Linked DNA regions of Homo sapiens: region 2 is linked to region 1. Evidence: chromatin contacts called from ENCODE Hi-C or POLR2A ChIA-PET data. All regions are on one chromosome and are shown on one strand. The core of a region is the stretch at or near the end of the contact, and the rest is flanking DNA. Distances in the headings are between cores, read along the strand shown. Region 1 holds the start of SH3BP1 (SH3 domain binding protein 1). Region 2 has its middle 16 kb from the start of POLR2F-AS1.

Evidence for each region. Hi-C counts contacts between places; a loop is a spot of excess contacts on that map. ChIA-PET counts read pairs that join two places held with the same protein, here RNA polymerase II (POLR2A).
Region 2: a map of breast epithelium shows a loop between it and region 1 (9-fold over the local background). The contact joins the enhancer-like site here to the promoter of SH3BP1 in region 1. A Hi-C loop is called at or near these places in 1 of 168 maps with a recorded cell type or tissue (breast epithelium). POLR2A ChIA-PET finds 5 or more read pairs at or near these places in 2 of 52 experiments (H1 and HEK293).

Annotation. Positions count from the first base shown.
Region 1 is chr22:37,638,419-37,641,660 of GRCh38, forward strand. SH3BP1 (SH3 domain binding protein 1) reads left to right here and starts at 1,251. Exons shown (of 18, transcript NM_018957.6): 1 at 1,251-1,428; 2 at 2,708-2,750; 3 at 2,956-3,060. The coding sequence starts at 1,370. RefSeq lists silencers at 1-218, 849-998, 1,029-1,468.
Region 2 is chr22:38,016,446-38,019,459 of GRCh38, forward strand. It overlaps a transcript of POLR2F not described here. Among named protein-coding and RNA genes, the nearest start is that of POLR2F-AS1, 16 kb to the right of the region's middle. Within about 2 kb of position 1,251, at least 15 of the 41 ENCODE cell types and tissues checked have a DNase peak (open chromatin) inside an H3K27ac peak, as active enhancers do; they include breast epithelium, where a contact is called at or near this core.

The sequences.
Region 1 (3,242 bases), core at 1-2,500:
CAATGAGTCCTGCCTCATTAGGGAGGAGAGAAGCAGCCAGTGAGTGTGCCAGGCCCTGGGCTAGGTGCTGGGAGTATGGAGATGTGTGGGGCCAAGGTCCTGCCTCTGAGAGGCGCCCAGTCTGCACCGGCACACAGTCTGCACCGGCACACAGTAGTGGCTCAAATAGTCTCAAACTAAACTGAAACTAACAAAGCAAAGTGCAGAGGGTGTGGCAGGACTCTGGGGCACACCCTCCCCTCTTCCCCACGCCTGCGGCTCCTGATGCCACAGGGGTGCAGGGTAAGGAGAGCCTACTGTTTCCTAAAGGCGCTCACATCTTGTAAAACCAGCAGTTATGGAGCACTTACTGTATGCCTAACTCTGTGTTGAGTGGAGGGCCAAAGAGGAGAACTACTGAGTTTGGGGGCAGTCAGAGCAGCACCTACATCATTGCCCTACAAGAAGGAAGGGGGACTGAGGCTGTTTGCCAGGAGGAATGAGAGGAGACGGGCTTCACAGATGGAGCAAACTGCCAGGAGATGTGGAGAACAGGGTGTCGCGAACCGCTCTGGGAGGGTTCCTGGTGGCTGAGGGGTGGCACGCACCTCCCTTAAAGGGAGCTGGCAGGGGTGTCTTGTCCACTCTGCAGAATGGGCAGGCCCAGGACAGCTGGCCCATCAGACCATTAGAAACAGCGAGTCCGGAGTTCCAGGGGCTTGTCCACGGCCACACAGCAGCCCGTGGCCCCAGGAAGCCAAAGCTCCCAGCCAGTCATCCAGTGGTGGGGGGTTTAGTTCCAGGGGGCCAGAGGTCCTCTGCGGAAGAGAGTGCAAGGCAGTATCCGCGGCAGGCCCAGAGAGGCCAGGACAGGTCAGAAAGGCCTACCCCTCTTTCGCTTGGTACCCTTTCCTCTTTGCGAGGGATGCAAAGGTTATTTATACTTCGGGTCTGCAGGCTGCGGGTGGGGCAGGCACCCCGCCTGGGGCGGGTTGCGGGCGCAGGGGCAGGAATGGGCTTACCTGCTTCCCGCCACCGGGGCTGGGCGGGGCGCTGCGGGGAGGAGGAGCCGGGCACAACCTGTGGACGGCCGCGGCCGGCGGACACACAGCAGCGGGGGCCCGGCCGGGGGTCGCCCGGGGGCCCGGAAGCCGGGGAAGAGCGAGGAAACCAACTTGGAGAGAGGAGTGACCTGGGGGCCGGGGGCGGAGTCGTGAGCGGGGGAGGAGAGAGCCGGCCGCCAGCAAGAGCCGCGCGGCGGCCCAGGAAGCGAGAGCGCCGCCCACCCATCCGGGGCAAGAGCCGCGCCGCAGGAGAGGCAGGCTGGACCGGGGGCTCCCCGGGCCCGCGACCCCCGCCGTGACCCCGCAGCCCCCAGCTCGCCCCCAAGATGATGAAGAGGCAGCTGCACCGCATGCGGCAGCTGGCCCAGACGGGCAGCTTGGGACGGTGAGTGTCACCCGCTTCCAGCCCCACTCTTACCCCGGCAGGACTTGAGGGGTCGTAAAAGGGTCGGGGGAGACGGGGGTGGGGGAGGCTGGGGACAGCTGGGCAGCCACCCTCTGAGCGGCCAGACTCCTGCTCTCTCTTCCTCCTCTCTGAACGCCGCCCCCGTCTCTCGGGCAGAGCTGGAGGAGCAAGGGTGGCCTTTGGGGGAAGGGATGCCCCCCCTTACCGGATTGGAGGGGGCTTCAGGCGGGAGAATGCTCTCTGCCCTAGGACGCTGGGACTTCTCTGCCTCCACGAGTCTCTAAGTGGATGGTCCTCCTGACCTCACTTGTCCCCTCTGGACAATGGGACAGTTCACCACCTCTGCTTGCTGGGCCGGGGAGGGAGGAGGGTCGATTAGGGCCACAGACCTGGGGCGAGGGGAGGAGATGGGTCCTGGCCTGGTGGGAGGAGGGGCCTGCCCCTGGCCTGCAGCGTCCCTCCCCCTCCCCCTCCCCCCAGCCCAGGGGCCTCCTGCTTCTGTCTCGTTTCTGCTTTTCCTGGACTCAGGTGGAAATATCCCCAGGTCTCCCAGCTCCCACCCCCAGCCTCTGAGCCGGTGGCACGGAGGCCGGAAGTTTGGGGAGCCTCTCAGAGCCTGTCTTCTCTGCTCCTCTTCCCCCAGCCTCAGGAGTTCCCCATTCTCTGGGTCCAGGGAGGGGACTGGGTGTCCAGAGACCTGGTTCTAGTCTCACACTGGCACAGATGCCTACATAGCCTGGACAGTCAGACCACCTTGCAGTGGGCCTTGGCATCCCCCATGTGTCCCCAGGTGGGGGCCAAGGGCCTGTGCACCCCTGCCCACAGCTGTAGTCCAGAGTGCTGTGTGACTGTGCCTAGGAGTCTGAGCTCCTGCACTTCCCGTTCTTGGGGCCAGCTAATACTCCTCATCCCGGGGTGGGCTGAGGATTTGGGAGTGGGCAGAAAAGAGGCTTCTGTGTCCCAAAGCTGGGCCCCGGGTGGGTCTCTCAGCCTCCCCTTTAGTTTCATCTGTCCGCCCTCTCTCAGGACACAGCCCTGGGTGGAGGAGGAAAAACCCATGTATCCTATTCCCACCCCCATGGAATGTGCTCCGACTGGGATGAAGCAACTGGGCCACCCAGGGCAGGCCTCAGCTGGGAGGGACAGTGGAAGCACTGGGGTCCAGGTGCCCTGCTGCGGGGAAGGGAAGTAGGGGGCGTTCTAACCCAGGCAGGCTCAGCAGAAGCACTCTCCCCCCCCCCCCCACCACTCCCCGCAGCACCCCGGAGACCGCTGAGTTCCTGGGTGAGGACCTGCTGCAGGTACGTGCCTGGGCCGGGCAGGTGGGAAGGCAGGCCTGTGCAGGCTGTCTCGGAGCAGAGGGCCGGGGCGGGGACGCCAGGTAGGGGCCTGGGTTGAGTCATTCCTCAAGCTGTTGGCCATGGGGTCCCCAGGGGACAGGAGAAAGTTTCCTGCTCAGGGGGAGACAGCCTCTCTTGATCCTTAACCTCCATACCTCCTTCCCAGGTAGAACAGCGGCTGGAGCCGGCCAAGCGGGCAGCCCACAACATCCACAAGCGGCTGCAGGCCTGTCTGCAGGGCCAGAGCGGGGCAGACATGGACAAGCGGGTGGTGAGTGGGGGGTCCCGGGAAGGAGGGGCCTGAGCAGGAGACTTCCATCCAATGGGGAAGCAAGGTCGGGGCTGGGGTTTCCTTGCCAGTCTGAGTGTCTGGCACCAAGGGCATGGAGACTGCTCTGTTCCAAGGCCCCTCTGGCACTGCACTCAAGAGGCCCTATACCTTCCCCATCACCT
Region 2 (3,014 bases), core at 1-2,500, 380 kb after region 1:
CCGAAGGGTTAACGAGGGATGTGAGGAAGGGGCCCTTTAGCCATGATGCCCTCTGACCTTTCATAAATCAGAGGGGCTTAGGGGCGAGGGGGCTGCTTGGCAGGACTTGGTGGGGTGGGGGCTTAGAAGCAGCTGCGCGCGACGTTGACATTGTTCCCACCATTCTAAGTGCAACAAATCCCTCTATTGTGTTCCTGGTTTATCTGGTTCCTCTTGTTTATGAGCAGGGCTCCTTTGGCAGCGGTTCCAGCCCTGGGCGGGTGGAAAGAGTGCTGGCACGCACCGCGGGGGGAGGGGGCGGGAGGGGGCCGCCGTCAATGCCCGCATTGTCCCCGCGCTTTTTGTTTCTACTGTAATGACATGTTGGAATAGAGAGAGAGAGAGAAGGAAAAAAAAAAAGATACAAGCTGGGGAGGGAAGAGGAGGGCAGAAAAGAAAGAGCAGAGCAAGGGCCTGGTGTGGATTGATGTCTGGGCCTGGGCGGATGTGCCGGCAGCTGGGCGGCCGGGAGAGATGGAGCCAGGCCGGGGTGCCGGGGGGCAGCGCAAGGGGCCAGCCAGCCCCCCACCCCAGCCTCTGCTGCCTGGCACCAGGTCCCCCCACCACTCTCCAGCCCTCCTGAGGCAGCTGTGGGGCCGTGCCTGAGCGGGGCACGTGCCAGGGTCTGGGGTCTGCATCCTCATGTGCCCTGGGCTTGCTGTGCCACCCAAGGCAGCCTCTCTAGGTCTGGGTGCCTAAAGCCTGCAAAACTGGTGTGCTGGGGAAGAAAGGCTCCTCTGGGGGTTTTGGAAATGATGACGTGCCCTTCCTAGTCCTGGGTCTGTGCGTCTGAGCCTCGGGTGGAATAGGGGGCTCACACTAGGACAGAAAACCCTGAACTGCCCCCAGAGTGATCATGCTCAATGTCAGCTTGGCTCTTGGGGGTCTGTCTCCCAGCTGGGCCTGGTCCAGATGCGGGGGCAGGAGCTGAAAAAGAACCTCAGTAGGGGAAGGTGGGCCCTGGTACCACCTGGTTCTGCCAAGGGCTCCCAAGTTGTTCGCCATCTCTGGGCCTGTGGGTGTCTCCCTCTTCAGGTAATGGGCTGTAGGGTCCTTCCAGATCTGGCAGTCTGGGCTGTATCTAGGGCTATGTCCAGGTTGTAGGGAAGAGCTCAGAGCACCTGAATGGGTCATGCAGTCCCGTCAGCATCTCAGGGCTGGAGGGGCCCTCTGAGGCTGTGGCCTCTCCCTGCAACTTCCTGTAGGTCTCTCTGTAGCACCAGCCAAGAAGTCACCCGCCCCCGCTGGCACAGCTCCAGTGACATGGAGCTCACTCCTCACATGGCTTGCTCTGTCCTTGCCCAGCCCAGGCGTTTGGGAAGTTCTTTCTGAACTCTGTCTCCCTGCAGCTTCTACCCTTTGGTTCCAGTTCTACTCATTGGAACCATATGGAACAAGTTAAGCCTCCCTGAGAATTGGTTTCCTCACTTGTAAAATGGGCATGATTGTCCCTGCCCTCCTGCCACATAACAGAGGCTATAATGTGGGCCCTATAACGTGGCCATAAGGTGGAACGTTATCCAGATCCTCCTGGGCTTCAGCTAGGAATTTCTGTCCTGGGAAACCAGTGGGGACCATCCCTTATATGACGGAGGGCAGAGTTTGCTGAGAGGATTGGCTTAGAGTGGGGACTCAGGCTATAGCCAGGGCAAGGGCTCAGGCTGTGATCGAAACCAGGGCTCATCTGTGAACTTTCGTTCATTCTGGGAGAGGGCGAAGGCTCAGTCTGAAGTCAAGATCAGGGCTTAGGCTTGAGCCAGGTTAAGGGTTCGGTGTAGGGTTAGGATCAGGGCTATGTAGGATTTGGAACAGGGCTCAGTTTATAGACAGAGTCAGAGATAGGGTAAGCGTTCATTCTGGACTTAGGATAATGGTTCACTCTGGGGTCTGCAGAGTAAATATTCATTTTTGGTTTCAGGATCAGGGTCCAGTTTGTGACCAAGATCAAGGCTCATAAGTGTCATTTTAGATTTAGAATCGAGCTGAAGGAGGGGTCAGGGTCAGGGTCAGGCCTCAGGCTTAGGGTGGGGTCAAGGCCTCAGGCTATCACCGAATTCTGATGGACAATCTCTAACTAGTGTCATGGCTCCATCTGGGGCTGGGCTGGGGTCAGGACTCCGTCTGAGGCTGTGTTTTGACTGTGAGGTGGCCCAGGCTGGGCTGACTCCTGAATGTGCAGTTTTTGCATCTTCTCCCTGCTGAGAGTCCACCAAAGTTTTCTATGGTAGACCCCAGTCTCTGGAAGTTATCACCAGAGCAGGCAGCACCAGGATGTGCTGGTAGGTTCAGCAGTGGGGAGATGAGGCCAGATGCAGGAGGGTGTCCTCTCTCCAGGCAGCCCATGGGAGGAGGCCAGTGTGTGGTGCGGGAGAGCTGGGGAGGCTGGGGTCAGATTCAGGGAAGAGATTGGCCTCTGGAGGGCCAGGATGGCTCGGGCACATGAAATCCCCCCGTCTCCAGGGAGAACCAGGCCATTGGCCTCAGGATTTCCAGAAGATCCTGGGGATGCTTTGGGGCTGGGAAACATGGCTAATGTGGAGAAGAGTGAGCCGTGGAGGGAGGGGGTGGAAGAGGTTGGACCAAGAGAGAAGGAGGTGTGGGGGCACCTGGGCCTTTCCCTGTGCACGTGGCTGTGTGTCGGTGGACTGGGAAGGTGTGCATGTGTGTGGGTGTCTGTGTTGGAGTGATGGGGACTTGACACATGTTTGGGGCACAGTGTGGCTGTGGGCGGGGTCAGAGTAGGGGTAAGATGACACCCTCCACATCCCCCATTCCTAAGCTGCTGGTGCCGCTTCTTCAGCCCCCGGGCTTGACATTCCCCAAGGGTCCCGGCCATCCCCACATGACTGGCATCTGTGCCCTGGGCAACCATCAGCTGAGAGCCCGTGACTACTGCCCAGCAGCTGGAGACACTCCAGGAGCAGCCCGCCCTGGAGCAGTCCGTGGCCTCACAAGGACCTCCTTGGGGGTGGTTG